Linked DNA regions of Homo sapiens: region 2 is linked to region 1. A link is an interaction called in ENCODE POLR2A ChIA-PET data of the cell type or tissue named here. Cell type or tissue: GM12878. All regions are shown on one strand. Links, peaks and the distances in the headings refer to the core of each region. The heading gives the core; the rest is flanking DNA.

Region 1 (8,279 bases), core at 2,613-6,612:
AAGTGTCAAAGAACTAAAACTCACAAGATCAGCACATCCAGACAATTAGAGGCTGGACCCCTCATTCATGATGGTTGCTTTCTTGCCCCTCCCAGCTCCTGTTTTCTCACACATTGTTACATTTCTTCACTACTATTATAAACCCCTAGTTTTAGCTGGTCAGGGAGATGGATTTGAGACTCAGGGAGACGGATGTGAGACTGAGTTTTCATTTCCTTGGCTGCAGCACGCAATTAAAGCCTTCTTCCTTGACAGTACTCATTGTGGCTTTCTGTGTGACGAGCAGCAGCACCTAGTCCAAACCCTGGTGCTTCAGTAACAGTGGGTGCAGTTCAGAACTTGAGAGTCCTAAAGAGACCTGCACCTTTTCTATCCAGCAGTACTTTTACACCAAGGAGATAAGTTTACAAAAGTTTATATAAAATGTTACAAGTTTATATAAAACTTATATAAGTTGCAGTTAATCTATAATGTAAATTCTGCATTTTCAAAGATGTGTGTGCACCAGGAGGAGAAACACAGTGACTGAGAAACACCAAGAATAGGAATGAGAATTATGCAGTATGGTCATTTAGAGTATTCATTTATCCAGAAAGTATTTATTAGACACTAGACACTGGAGGAGATATGAGATGGCAGCACATTAGTACAGTCCCTAGCCCTATGAAGCCAAGACTAGTTGAATTGACAGATGAATTTACAAACTTAATGAAGAAAAAAATGTAATGAAAAAGGAAGTACAGAGTGCTATAGGAGGACATAGCAGGGGTGAGCAACTTCATGGCTGAAGGCCAGAGAATATCTGGAGCACAGATATTCCTCCTCCAGAGAAATTGTGCTGAAAGATAAGAAGAGATCAGAGAGGAAAAGTTGATCGTGGAGCAAATGGAAAAAGCATGTGCAAAGGTTTAGAAGATGAAAACAAAGTCCACTTTGGCTAAAGTCTAGACATCGAAGGGAGGTTCAAAAGTTGCTTAATGCCCGGCATGACATTTTTGACCACAGCTAACAATGAGAAAATATGGTCAAACATGTCACATCAGTTCACTGTGTTTGCTAAATCCTTGGATTGTGGCTAACCTAAGTCTCTTGTCTTATAAACATACCTAACATCCTTTGGACCTGCTCATTGAGATTGATAGATTAGATGTGATAACTATGTAGTTCTCTGTATTTAATCTCATGTGCCATTTTTTTCCTTGTTTATATCCCAAAGGAAAAAATACAAATAATACTGGATTAATTTTATAAACAGAAAGCTACTAGATTCCCTATAAAGACAATGTCTCTGACCAGATGGATTTGTGCTATCAAACTTACTTTTTTGGAAAACTTTTGAAATTTTCATCCAATATTGTTTAAAAAACAATTTTAGTCCAGGCGCAGTGGCTCATGCCTGTAATCCTAGCACTTTGGGAGGCCGAGGCGGGCGGATCACGAGGTCAGGAGATCAAGACGATCCTGGCTAACATGGTGAAACACCATCTCTACTAAAAATACAAAAAATTAGCCAGGCGTGGTGGTGGGCGCCTGTAGTCCCAGCTACTCCGGAGGCTGAGGCAGGAGAATGGCATGAACCCAGGAGGCGGAGCTTGCAGTGACCCAAGATCGCGCCACTGCACTCCAGCCTGGGCGACAGAGCGAGACTCTGTCTCAAAAACAAAAACAAAAAACAAAACAAAAACAACAACAACAACAAAAGATTTTAAAGGATTGTAATAAACTGATGTGGTAAAATAGTGCTTGGGACAAGCCAGGCATTCTTTTCTCACTGTTTAAACTGTATCATTTCAACTAGACCTAAATATTAATTCACTTTTATTAGCTTAATAACATTTTCCAGGCAGTTTTTAAATGAGTACTGGTTATTTTGCAAATAGGTCTCTTACAGACGTGAGACCAAAAGACATCCCCAAAAGAGCATGAAAGCAGCAAAATTGTATATTCTGTTTTTCATGTTCTTTCATAAGTGAGGATGATAAAGCTTTTAGAATAAAATACATGTATCTTCAACTTGTATACTAATTTAAATTATATGCTGTTTACATTCAGTTTATATCATATCAATGTTGTTTATACTAGATTTTAAGTTCTAGGGGGCAAAAAGTGTGGCTAATAAGTTACTGAATTATTTAATAAATTATTCTAGAAGATACATGAATATAGTGGGATTTCTCATGGATTTAGGGATAAGAATTAAAATAAAATAAATCTAAAACCCATGGCATGGCTTTGTCCTCCTAATGACCCTTCCTACAGCCTTGAGAGCATGTCACTGCTTTGACTCTCATTTTCCATATGAAAACTAAAGACAGCCGTGCATGTCACCCTCCAAACTACTAGTACTCACCAGTCTTTTAAGGACTTTACATCCTATTCCTTTCATACTATTTTTATAATTTGGAGACAAAAGCCCAGATCCTGCTGGATAATGAAACTATTTCCCAGAAAGTTATGTTAGTAGATGTGTTCTAAATTTCACCTAGTGACTTTATTTCACGCAGTAAGCAATAGAGGGGCTTTAAAAAAAATCACAACAGCTTATTAGGATAACCCACTAGAATATAGGGGTCTCTAAACTGATTTGAATCTTTAAGGCCATCTGAACTAACTGCACCTTTGAGCAAGCAGTATAACCTTTTTTAAAAAAGGGATGCTGTCTCTCCTCTTTCAACCCAATAACCTCCTCATATTCTTCAGAGGAGTGAAGCATGCATTCCATTAAAACTCCTTTCACCAAGACCTTGGTGCTAACCCAAGTAACAATTGGGTTTTCTATCTTGCTTTTCTTGGCCCTCTGGCAGCATTTACTCAGGCGCTAACTCTCGCCCTTCTGGAAACACTCCACTACCTTTGTCTCTGTTTCCCTATCTTTCCCATTGTTACTACAAGCTCTTGAGCCACTCTCTGTTTCCTTTGTACATGCCCTTCCTTTATATGCTGATAATAGTTAGGGCTTTCTTCTAGGCCTTCTTTTCTCTCACCCTAGATCAGAAGTTCTTTTTAATTTGTTTCATAAACATTTTTTGTTGGTATAATATGCTCAGTTGATAAAACTTCCAAAGATACAAAGGGTGTCAAGTGAAGAGTCTCCTTTGTATTCTGTTGACCCTCAGACACCCCATTTCTCTTTTTAAGGGAATCTCTGTTATGGATTTCTTGTGTATCCTTGCAGAGATATTTTATGTATACACACACATAGACACACACAAGATACTGTATAATACTACATACATACTGAGTCTTGCTTTTACTGTTTAATAATGTATCACGTAGATTGTTGCATATATGTATATATAGAGCTACATCTTTTGTGTGCATGTAGATGTAGAGTGTGTCTACATATGGATGTATTATAATTTATTTAACCAGCCCTCTTAGAGTTTAATGCAGGAAGTAGAAATTCACTTGCTTTCTGGTATGTAAATGAAAGGAATTAGGTGAGATGAAGTAATCGAAAGGGAAGAAAAAGTGGAAATAATGGGGTTGCCCCCGAATTACTGGTTTCAAAGTTATACAACCATAGCTGTCATCCAGAGATTCAGAAGTTGCTATCACCATGGCCACAAATGGCGTTGTCTCACCACCAAATGGCTGGTGAGTAGACCCTGGAAGATGGAAACCAACAGCCACATACATTCATACCTGTCTGACTTTGTATGCAGCCTGCATAATATCACAGAGATGGCCTTTGTCTTACTTTTAGTCTGGATGCTTTTCAACTTGGAGTCACTTTCTTGTTGTATAAGATAAACTCATGGCAGAACCTAAATAAAACAGAAAGAAGAGTGGAAAAGGATATCAAAGCCTGATTGAACAACACTGTCTAGCCATTTGGATTATTCACCATAAATATCTATCCTTCCACCTATCTTTAAATTGCAACAATATGGTCACACCTTATATTATATATTACCTTCTACAGTGAAAATATATTCATCCTCTCTCCATAAAGGGGAACCTATTCTATTAGTTGCAGAATCAAACTCTGAGTGATTTTAATTACTTTTTAAAATTAGTCACAATTGAAATTTTATGTCTTGTAACACAATGACTAAACTATAACTAAACACTATACTAATTTAGTATAAACTAAATTATACTTGTAACACCTTTATGTAAAATAAAGGTGAAGGAGAAAATGGAGAAATGAAATTTGGTTACTATATAAAGGTATATACACAAAATGGCAAGGAAACAATGTATGTAGCTACTATATTCCTTGATTTCACAACTACTCATGAGGTTTTTCTTGGTGAAATTTCTTTCTTCATTTAGCATTCTGTTTTTCCTTTGCCCTTGAATAGTATTTCAGCTGGATAGGGTTATTTATATGGTAGGACAATACAAACTAGTATGGTGTTGTTATCACTGTCATCAAACACAAACAGGTTAGATAACTAATTTTAGTTTTCCATCTTGGTGCCAAATACTGTTTTATTTAGGATTATGTGCAGTAAACACTCTAGGCATTTTAAGTAGAAAGAGTTTTAACACAGAAAATTAGGTGCTTGGAAACTCATTGGGAGCAATTTAGGGGATTGCCCATGGGCTAATGATTTAAAAGTCACATCATTCTCATGCTTTCTGGTATATTTTTGAAAAGACAAAAGTCATACCATAACTGCTGTGATTACAAAGTCAGAGAACTGTGACTGATGCTGTCACGACACTCCCACAGCTGAATCTCATGCTCATGAAGCTAGTGAGTACATGTTGGAATGTGGAGTCCAGCTGCTGCAAATGCTCATCTCTGCCTCATTTTCCTTTTCAGACTCCAAAGCATCAGGAAAATGTCTCATCACTACATTTCATGAAAATGCAGCTCATCGATGAAATCTAAATCATGTCACAAATCCTAGCTGCATCAGTCTGATAAATGTAGTTTTTAGTCTTCTAAAATATTGAAACCATTGTAGATATAGAGTAGGAACAAAGAAGGGAGAAGAAAGTGCTAGCACACTTATGATGACAGATATTGGCGTAGCTTGCTATCTTTTGTTTTTACACCCAATTTCATGAGAAATATCTTAGAACACACACCATTTCCCACATATGTGAGAATAAAAGTAGGAAAAATTCATAGAAATGGTATTGATGGTTGAAGAGAGACTTTTATTTAAAAATTTATTAAATATTTACAAATTACTAGAGCTTATAACACAGAGTGTGGTCTGTTCTGTGGACCAGCAGTACTGGCCTCACCTGGGAGTTTGTTAGAAATGCAAAATCTCGGGCCAGGTGTGGTGACTTATGCTTGTAATCCCAGCACTTTGGCAAGGGGAGGTGGGCAGATCGTTTGAGCCCAGGAGTTCGAGAACACCTTGGGCAACATGGCAAAAACCCATCTCTACAAGAAATATAAACCAGGTGTGGTGGCATGCACCTGTGGTTCCAGCTACGAGGGAGGATGAGGTGGGAGGATCACTTGAGCTCAGGAGGTCAAGGCTGCAGTGAACTGTGATCATGCTACTGCACTCCAAACTGGACAACACAGTGAGACTCTATCTCAAAAACAAATGCAAAATCTCAGGCCCCTCCCCCGACCAGCTGAACCAGAATTTGCATTTTAACAAGATTCCCAGGTAATCTGTGTGCACATTTCAGTTTGATGAACACTGGGCTAGAGGTGGTACATACTGCATTCCCAGTAGCAGCATATGTATGGAATTTTTCCTCTACTATCACTAAGACTGTGCTCAGTTGTCTTCATATTTTTCAAATTAATATTTGAAAATGGCATTTCTCTTGGCCAGGCATGGTGGCTCACGCCTGTAATCCCAGCATTTTGGGAGGCAGAGATGGATGGACCACATGAGGCAAGGAGTTCAATACCAGTCTGGCCAACATGGCGAAATCCTGTCTCTACTAAAAATACAAAAAAAAAAAAAAAAAAAAAAAAAAAAGCTTTGCATGGTGGTGTGCACCTGTAATCCCAGCTGCTGGGGTGGCTGAGGCATGAGAATCTTGAATCCCGGAGGCAGAGGTTGCAGTGAGTCATAATGGTGCCACTGCACTTCAGCCTGGGTGACACAGCAAGACCCTGTCTCAAAAAGGAAAAAAAGAAAAGAAAAAAAAAAAAGAAACTGGCATTTTATGAAATTGAGCATCTTTTCAAGATTCAAAAAAGTTTTTGTATCAATTTCTGTGAACTTGCTCTTCGCATTTATTCAGTTAGTCTGTTGGTCTTTTTCTTATCAATTTAAGAATGTTTTACTGTTAAGAAAGCCCTTCGGCTTTGGTATGAGTTGCAAAGTGTTTCTCATTTTGTTATTTCCCTTCTAATTTTGTTTATGATTTTATTTCCATGCAGAATACAAACACACACAGACACACACACATTCCTGTGTGGTTGAATTTTTTAATATTTCCTTTCATGTGTTAGAGATTTTTGTCTTATGCTTAGAAACGCCTCTATCACACACAAGATTTTTTAAACTCTTCCATGTTTTCTTTGATAATGATCCAATCCTTGAGCCATTGGAATGTATTTTGGTGAGAGCTATGAGGTAAGGATCCAACTGAATAGTTATCCTAGATAACTATACATCAAGAGTTCTTAACCTCGCATTCATGAATGCCTAGAGAATACTTAAGCCGCTAAAATTGCATGTGAAATTGTGTCTGAATTTGCATTTTTCTGAAGCAAAGATCATTAGGGTTCATTCAGTTTTCCTCAAAGATTAAGAACCATTGCTCTATGTAGTGTCCCATCATCCAATATGGCTTCAGTTGTTTTCCGTATCTTTATTACTCCCAAGTGTCCAGTCAGAGCCTTCTCTTGACCTCCCTACTTGGGCATACCAAAGTGGATGAGTCCAATGTAATCACAAGGACCCTTATAAGAGTGAGGCAAGAAAGTCAATAAACAAAGGAGATGGAATGACAGCAGCAGAAATTGGAGTGATGCACTTTGAAGATGGAAGAAGGAACCAGAGCAAAAAACTGCCTTGATTTTATCCCATTAAAACTCATATTAGACTTTTGAGCTCCAGAACTGCAAGAGAATAAACGTGTATTATTTTAAGCCACTAAACTTTTGGTAGTTTGCTATAGCAAATAAGAAACTAATACATGGTATAACATAGAGAAGGCAGCAACAGTCTAGCCTCAGGAATTTAATAAATTTACTGGTCTCATTATAACTGCTGGCATCATGAGTCAGCCCAATACAATATCCAAGCCCATCTCAGTGGAATATATTTCTATAAAGTTTTATAAAGTAAACAAATAGACACAATCTACTTACAGACAAGCCCACATCTATTACCTTACAACTGCATCTCATTGCAAGTGACCGGAGCATCATTGAAACTGGTGGAAGGAACCAGCATGCCATATTGGCCCTTGGGTCCCATCTAGCAATTTTACCATCTTCATCTTTTAGACATCAGCATCTTTTGACATACACCACCTTTCTGCAAACACTGAAAAAGTTCTAGCAGTGTGTTAGTTCTCAAATAAGGAAAAAAATGAAAGGAAATATTCTAAGACAAAAGGGAAAAGGGGCAGCTAGGCATGCCCAAGGGTAAGGAAACCTAAGGCATTAGAGAACCATAACCAAGTTTCACTTGGGCAGGGGGTGGGGAGATTAAGAAGGGAGAGAAACACTAGTCAAAGCAGGTTTGAATTTAGTCAACCATCTCCTGAAAGTGGGCACCTAGTATAGCTTAGCTCCATGTCATCTGACTATCATCCTTCTAAAGCCTACCCTAAAATAGCGTAGCTGTGACAATATGGTCAAACAACCCAACTGCAGCAAGGCAGAACTCTGCAACCAGGGTAAGCTTGTAACTCCGGCCTGTAGCTGCTCAGGGGAATCTGCAGAGGTGAAAATGACAGGCTCACTAAAGGCTATAGGAAAGGAGAATCTTTGAGGGAACAGTTGGTACTGGAGATAGTGCCCCTTGCCCCCAGTCCTCTGCTCTTTCATGCCAGAGAGGCGCTGTCATTCTCTAACCACAGTCAGGGAAAGCGTTTTGTAGAAGGTATTGATGGATAGATAAAATGAGCCAAGCCAAGTGTTTGGTGAGTTGCAAATACGAACAGACATTGTTAGAGGGATGCTGAACAGTTCAGAATAACTGAGAACAGTCATTACCTCTGTGGAGAAGCCTCAGAGTGGGTACAGGAGGCAAGAATATCAAAGATGAATTAATGAAGCTGTATGGGTGACTATCTTACAAATGAGAATGCATTCATGTAGTCATCATGTAATTAAACATAAATTTGCAAAGAAAGCACTTGTACTTTAGAAACTGAATGTTAATGAGCTAAAG
Region 2 (8,279 bases), core at 1,969-5,968, 160 kb after region 1:
CAGATGTCAGAGTCCTATGATCACACATGAAAGATTTGCTTTTTTTCCTTATATGTGACCCATGGAAACATATCCCTTGTAGAATTTGACTAGTCCTTTACTCATTCAAGGAATTTCTGAAAATAGGCAGATTTGTTTGACTAATGTTTTTCCAATAAAAAAGGGCTGGCTGTTTTTCTCACAATATTTTACATTTTGAAAAATTCAAAGAAATGAAATTGAAGCTGATTATCAGAATCTGTCGGGGAAATCATTAAACATTGGCCAGCCCTAGTAAATAGCAATGGAAGGGTAATTTACACCTCTCATTGCTCTATAGGAGGTTCTTCTGTTGCCCCTGTGTTGACCGGTTCACAGTTAGCAAAAGTATCTTGTAGGGGGACTCCAAAGACAGAGAGATTGTGTGCAGCTTCTGCTCTCAGACTCCCTGGGTCAAATCTGAGCTTTGCCACTGGTCATCAGCAAGTTGACCTTGGGTGTGTTTCTAGTGCTCCAGTTTCCTCATTTGTAAAAATGTGATAATAATAATAATTACCTCTCAGGGCTGTGGGGAGAATTACAAGAGAAAACCCCTGTGTATGACCAACATAGGACCCTGCACATACGAAGTGCTCAATAAGTAATGTGTCATTTAGTACAAAGCATTTGTTATTTGGAAGTTTTTTTTTGTTGTTCTAAGGTGTAAGTCATCATATCTCCGGCTAGGCAGTATGCCATACATGAAAGTTTGGGAGAGTGGGGTTCATTTATTTTAAAAACAGTTCAGTGTTTTTAGTATAGTCACAGATATGTGCACCCATCACCACAATCAATTTTAGAACATTTTGATGACCCCCCAAAGGAACCTCATACCCAATAACTCTCATTTCCCCCTTCCCCCGTCCATCTAGCTGGCTGTAAGCAACCACTCATCTACTTTCTGTCTCTATAGATTTGCCTATTCCGGACATTTCACACAAATTAAATTGTACTATGTTTAGTCTTTTGTGACTGGCTTCTTTCATGTAGCTTAATTTTTCAAGGTTTATCCATGTTGTAACAAGTACCGGTACTTCATTTCTTTGCATGGCAGAATAATCTTCCAGGGTATGGATAGACCACACTTTGTTTATCCATTTATTCATTGATGGACATTTGAGTTGTTTCTACCTTTCGGCTATAGGGAATAATGCTGCAGTGAACATTCATGTACACATTTTTGTATGGATGTATGTTTTTATTTTTCTTAAGTATGTATCTAAAAGTGGAATTGTTAGGTTATATTCCATTTGAGGAACTGTCAGACTGTTTTCCAAAGCTGCTGCACCATTTTACATCCCCACCAGCAGTGTATGTTTGAAGGTTCCAATTTCTCCACACTTTCACCAATACTTCTTATTATGTTTTTGTTTATAGCCATCCTAGTAGGTATGAAGTGATATTTCATTGTGATTTTAATTTGCATGTCCCTGACAACTAGTGATGTAGACCATCTTTTTGTGTGTTTACTGGCCATTTGTACATCTTCTTTGGGAAAATATCTATTCAAATCTGTTGCCCATTTTTAATTGGGTTGTATTTTCAATTATTAAGTTGTAACACTGGTAATTTTTATTGAGCTATTAATCGCTGTTCACACTTGACCTTGCACACAAATCCCTGGGGACTTTGTTAAAAAGCAGTCTCTGCTTCACTTAGGTCCCTTGGGGAACCTAAGAGTGTACATTTTCCAGTAGTTGCAGATGGCGTAGTCCATGGACCCTACTTGAAGTAAGAAAGACACTTTTTAAAATGCTTCATGATTGGCTTTTTATGTATTACTCAGAAAAGCCATTTGAAGAGAGAAACACAAAACCTACATTTTATTTATTCTTTCCTATATTCACTTCCACAAATGGAAGTATTAGAGAAATGTAAAATATAATATATTCTCACTGTTTTAAAGAGAGCTAACATTATATTAGTGTCTGAAAATAAAGATATAGTTAGAATAATTTAACTTTTTTTCTCGAATACTTGTATTATAATTTAAAGCATTTAGAAGCAGTATTTGCCAAGTGACTAGATTTACTTTCAGTTTTTAAAATAGTTTTGGCTACAGATGTAGCTGTAAGTTTGGACTTTCTAGTACTTATTTATTATCTTTTTCCTTTAAAAAACAGTTTGAGACACAGTCTCCTTCTAATGAAAGATTATTCATCATCCTCTTTGGTCATGCTTCGTTGGGAGGCACTTGCATTGATGTAGGACAGGAAGAAAGGGGAGGGACCCTGGCTGAACCAGCCAGATTTGCAGAATTAGTGGCCAACACGTGTCTCATAGATTTATGTGCCTACAGTCTTGGCAGCATCCCAATATAAAGGTATATTATTTCCAGGGACTTAATTCCCCTCACAGTGTGAAAGAGCAATGAAAAGCACAAGTTTGGAAAAGAAACTGCAAATGAAAAAATCAATGTAATGAAATCAATTGTGAACACTAGAGTTTGTTCAAATTAGTTTTTTGTTTGTTTGTTTGTTTAGTTTTGGTAGCTATCATCCTCATAGATACCTCACCTACCCTATAGGACGTATGATTTCACTTTCAAGGGGATTTTCTGGCCTTTAATGAGTCATGGCAGCAGTTAACACTAGTTGCAGTGGCTGGTGGTATAATTTGGAGGCGCATTCTGTTCTTTTGTGACATTAAAATGGAAAATATGAGCCCAGAAAATGATTTCTCTAGGGATGCACATACATGGTTACAGCTCATTATGGACCTGTCAACATCTTCTCCTCTGCCCTTCCTTGGGGGAGATTTTGTCTCCTGACGCAGTTTTGAATGAGAGTTTAACAAGTGCTGAGTCTCGTACCTTTTACAGTAAAATATTTGCCCAGATGAAGTCATCTCCTTCGGAATTTGAAATTTCCCTCTAAAAATATGGCTAAACCCACAAGCTATAAAGAATCATAATAATTCATTTAGAGATAACTTTTTGGCAGCTGGAACCACTAGAAATTTTCTGGAGTATAGATTTGGTAAGTTAGGCAGGCTAAAGGGCTCTGCCCCCAGATAAGTGACCCTTAGGGAATTTTCCATATCTGAAGGTAAGAAGGACTATGGGAAATTGGTTTATTGATAGAGTTAGTTAATCAAGATGTTATTTCTGGCAACTTTTAATAATTAACATTTATTGTACACACATTGATAAAGTTAGAAAATATCTACTCTGAAATAATGGGACTATAATTTTTAAAATTTAACTTAAATAATAAAGTTATCATTTGTAACATTATACTACACTAATACTATAGTATCACCATGCAGATAACACTATGAGGCTGATTTGTTATATTCTCTTTACTTCTTAGCTCAGAAGGCAAGTAGAGATGTTTCATAATCTGTCGTTAAAATTGTTTTCTTTTCCTCATTGGGCCCATGATCGTCCAAACGTTTCTCTAAAGAAAGTCCCCTTGAATAAAAGTGGCTTTTTAAAATTATTATTATTATACTTTTAGTTCTAGGGTACATGTACACAATGTACAGGTTTGTTACATATGTATGCATGTGCCATGTTGGTTTGCTGCACCCATTAATTCGTCATGTACGTTAGGTATTTCTCCTAATGCTATCCCTCCCCCATCCCCCCATCCCCCCACCCCACGACAGGCCCCGGTGTGTGATGTTCCCCACCCTGTGTCTAAGTATTCTCCTTGTTCAATTCTCATCTATGAGTGAAAACATGCGTTGTTTGGTTTACTGTCCTTGCGACAGTTTGCTCAGAATTAGGGTTTCCAGCTTCATCCATGTCCCTACAAAGGACATGAACTCGTCCTTTTTTATAGCTGCCTAGTATTCCATGGTGTATATGTGCCACATTTTCTTAATCCAGTCTATCATTGATGGACATTTGGGTTGGTTCCAAGTCTTTCCTATTGTGAATAGTGCTGCAATAAACATACGTGTGCAAATGTCTTTATAGTAGCATGATTCATAATCCTTTGGGTATATACCCAGTAATGGGATCACTGGGTTAAATAGTATTTCTAGTTTTAGATCCTTGAGGAATCACCACACTGTCTTCCACAATGGTTGAACTGGTTTACAGTCCCTTCAACAGTGTAAAAGCGTTCCTATTTCTCCACATCCTCTCCAGCACCTATTGTTTCCTGACTTTTTAATGATAGCCATTCTAACTGGTATGAGATGGTATCTCATTGTGGTTTTGATTTGCATTTATCTGATGACCAGTGATGATGAGCATTTTTCATGTGTCTATTGGCTGCATAAATGTCTTCTTTTGAAAAGTGTCTGTTCATATCCTTTGCCCAAAAAGTGGTTTTTTTTTAAATCATGAAAGCAAAAGAGATCCTCCCTGTGCAGAGTGGAAGTGATAACCCTTCATTGGTGAGATAATATCCCATTATTTAGATGGGGGAATCTTCACATTGTTAACACACTGAACTTAGAGTATAGAGGGTGGGGGATGCCCATTCCTGGCTGCAGGGGCCCTGGGACCTCATCTCTTCTGGGTGCAGCACTGCTGCCTTTACATCTTTTCCACTCTAGACCTCCATTTTAAGCCACTGCTTAAAGAGTATAAAAATATCTTCTGTTTCCTTTCTTCCCCTTTCCTTCCTTTTCTCCTTTTCTTCCTTCTTTTTTTTCCTTCAAAATTTAAGTAGTACACTCATGCATGCTGGTGAGTATGCTAGGTATGAGGATAGAAGTGGTCCCTCAAGACGATGACTATGATGTGGCCCCTGAGACAGTCATAGGCTGGGGACCAGAAAGGAGGCAATATAGGTATCGGCCGAAAGATGATGACTTTCATTTTGACTGTGTTGAGTTTTAAGAACTGGGAGCATGTGTCCAGCTACTTGTACAGTGCCTAACACATAGTAGCCTGAGACACTGAATGGAAGCCACCATCAGTGCTCTTCTTTGGTCATGTGACCTTGGGTAATTCCCCCTCCCCAACCAACACCACCATTCTGGGCCTCTAGTTGCTCTTCTGAAAAAAGATATCATTGGATTAGATGACCCTAGAAGTTTCTTCCTTTACAAGAAGCTGTTGGTACCCTCTATGTATTTCCTAGACACACACCTGATGGCAAGTACCTGGTAAAAACACCTGCAACTCTCTTTCTAGTAGTTTCTTTCTGGTCATGGGAACATACTCTGCCATGACAGGGCAAGTTTCAGAAGTGACAGAGAGTTAATGATCCTAGGAGCAGCCCTCAACTGGTGATGGATGAAGAGTAGGTGGGTAATTCTAGGTTAACTCTTTCAGGGTAACTCTGAAGCATATCCACTCTGTCTCGCAGAGTCTCCCTGCAGGGCTGAGTCCCAGTTTCCTTCGATGATAACTGTATTGTGAACTCATGTTTTATTGACTTCTTTCTCTTTCCTATCTCATTGCCTCTCACTCCCCTACCAACTGTTTCCTGGTGTTACCTCCTGTGGTCAGCAGAATAATACCCTGAGAGATGTTCACATGCTAATCCTGGGACTTGTGAATCTGTTCTCTTAGATGGCCAAAGAGACTTTGCAGATGCAGATTAAATTAAGGATCTTGAGATGGGGAGATTGGCCTGGGTTATTTGGGTGTGCCCATTGTAATCACAAGGGCTCTCATAGGTGAAGGAGGGAGGCAAGGGAGTCAGATTCAGAGAAGGAGGTGTGATGACAGCAACAGAGTTAGAGAGAAATTGGAAGATGATACACTGCTGGCTTTGAAGAAGGAGGAAGGTGCCACAAGCCCAGAATTGCAAGTGGCTTCTAGAAGCTGGACAATGACAAAAAAAGGGGGATGGGGGGCTCCTCCTCTAGAGTCTCCAGAAGGAATGCAACTCTGCCTCTTGGTTTGAGCCCAGTGAGATCCATTTTGGACTTCTGACCTCCAGAACTGAAAGAAAATATGTATCTGTTGATTTAAACCACTAAATTTGTAGTAATTTGTTACAGCAGTGACACAAAATTAATACCCCTCCTAAATAAACCATTTGTTCAGGAATTGTTGCTTCAGCATCTGCTTCTGGGAGAACCCAAATTAAGACACTTCCTAATCTGATATTGTATGCTTATTTTTACCTTAGTTAAAATATCAACATTTTTCAGTTGTTCAATAACAATTAGTTATTGTGCCCTTTTATATGCTTGATGTTTCTGTAAGGCAAGTCACAAAGATGCAATTAACTCAGCCCTTCCCTGCATAGAGCTTACATTCTAACAGTGGAAATAGAAAATGCCACAAAAATTGTAGCATGTGTCTTGTACTATTGAGCACTTTTTTCTTCACTAGTCAGATAACTGTAAGTATTTATAAGGCATCTAATGTGAACCTTGAGCAAAGCATCAAGTATATAAATATATGCCATACACAATGGTGTATAAAATAATATAGTCACTGCCAACAAAAAAACACATTCTCAAATCTAATTTTTAATAAAGTGACAGTATCACCCTAAAAGAGGCCAATCTTATTTTGTCAGTAGAAGAAAAGGAAGAAGAACAAGGAGTTCTCACTGTAAACAATGTAGGGATCCCATTTTAGGGAAACTGAAACACTGATTTCACCTTCTAGATTCCCATAAAAAGCATGGAAAGTTTATTTTGTTCCCAAGGAAATTCACTGTTGTTTAGCTTCTGAACCATCAGCACATTAAAAAAACGATAATTTACTGCAGCATTTTAGCTGTGAAATATACGGAAAGAAAGTTGAAGTCAGATTCACAAGATATGAGTTCAAATCCTGGATCTGTCACTTCATAAAATCATGAGCTCTCAGGCAATAATTTAACTGTTCTGAACTGCAGCTGTTAAATAACAAGTCATGGGTGGAGGTCAGCACATGCTAATGTCCCAAGCTCTTTCTCTGTTTTATATGGTTGGGCATGTAGTAGAGTAAGCTTTTTCAACGCTTTAGGCTGAAATTCTGGAATCCTTGTTGCTTTCATTTCTGCTTTCAAAGTTGCCAAATTCTCTCCCATCTCTCCCCCACCCTCTTTCCTTTTAATCCCTTGTCAGACACAGGCAAGAGTAGCCAACATATGCTAACATTTTAATTCTAAAGGTGCTGGCTTTGAAGGCATGTGGTCGCCCTTCCAGGTTATCACAGGTAAAAGATGTAGCAAGTTTTTTTGCTGCCACATGATATGAGTCACCTGTCTTTCTAACCTCTGGTATCTAGTTCCTCTTTGTCTGTTACCTAAGGACTAAGCCAGTTCTAAATTCATTATTAGGTCTTGGTTATGGCAGCACCTCACTTTAAGGTGCTCAAATATCTCAAGTAGAATAGTCCTGTTGCTGCATCAAGAAGCTAATTGCTGGAAAAAACAAACTGAACATTTTTGCGACTTAACACAAATTTAGTTTTCGTTTGCATTGGAATTAGGCATTTGGAGGGCAGGCTACCATGTGGGGATTCAAGGACTCAGGCTTCTTCTGTCTTGTGGCATCCTCATGTTCAATCTGTGTACTCCATGGAATGGCCTAGAAAATGGCAGATCCCATGAGCCTGACCTGGAAGTGACACACATCACTCCTGCCTTTGACCAGAACTCTTATCATTCCATTGACCATTATTTGATCACATGGCTCCATCCTACCTACAAGGGAGGTGAGGAAGTGTGAACTCTGGCTTAGCACAATCCCTTAGTCATCAGTGAGCCATCTCTGTCTTCTTGTGCTTACTTCAAAATGTTGCTATGCAGGTGAAAACTGCAAAATTGATCTGAGAGTTACTTTTAGAGTAAAACATATGGTACAGATGAGAGGGATTGATTTTTTCAAAGAAACCTCATTACCCTGAGACTTTGCTGAAGTTGCTTATCAGCTTAAGGAGATTTTGGGCTGAGACAATGGGGTTTTCTAGATGTACAATCATGTCATCTGCAAACAGGGACAATTTGACTTCCTCTTTTCCTAATTGAATACCCTTTATTTCCTTCTCCTGCCTAATTGCCCTGGCCAGAACTTCCAACACTATGTTGAATAGGAGTGGTGAGAGAGGGCATCCCTGTCTTGTGCCGGTTTTCAAAGGGCATGCTTCCAGTTTTTGCCCATTCAGTATGATATTGGCTGTGGGTTTGTCATAGATAGCTCTTATTATTTTGAGATACGTCCCATCAATACCTAATTTATTGAGAGTTTTTAGCATGAAGGGCTGTTGAATTTTGTCAAAGGCCTTTTCTGCATCTATTGAGATAATCATGTGGTTTTTGTCTTTGGTTCTGTTTATATGCTGGATTACATTTATTGATTTGCATATATTGAACCAGCCTTGCATCCCAGGGATGAAGCCCACTTGATCATGGTGG

The links. Peaks named below come from ENCODE experiments on the same cell type or tissue, not always from the same donor. Only the 100,000 strongest peaks of a DNase experiment are listed, where the experiment ranks them.
Region 2: POLR2A ChIA-PET joins it to region 1 with 8 read pairs; 2 of 35 experiments call an interaction of 5 or more read pairs at or near these places.

The regions. Positions count from the first base shown.
Region 1 is chrX:11,736,335-11,744,613 of GRCh38, reverse strand. No RefSeq gene overlaps it. Among named protein-coding and RNA genes, the nearest start is that of MSL3-DT, 18 kb to the left of the region's middle. In GM12878, for the core only: no CTCF peak of the experiment used is centred there; a DNase peak (open chromatin) is centred at 4,653; H3K27ac peaks cover 2,596 bases.
Region 2 is chrX:11,574,372-11,582,650 of GRCh38, reverse strand. The region is part of intron 1 of ARHGAP6 (Rho GTPase activating protein 6); the gene reads left to right. Among named protein-coding and RNA genes, the nearest start is that of ARHGAP6, 87 kb to the left of the region's middle. In GM12878, for the core only: no CTCF peak of the experiment used is centred there; no DNase peak of the experiment used is centred there.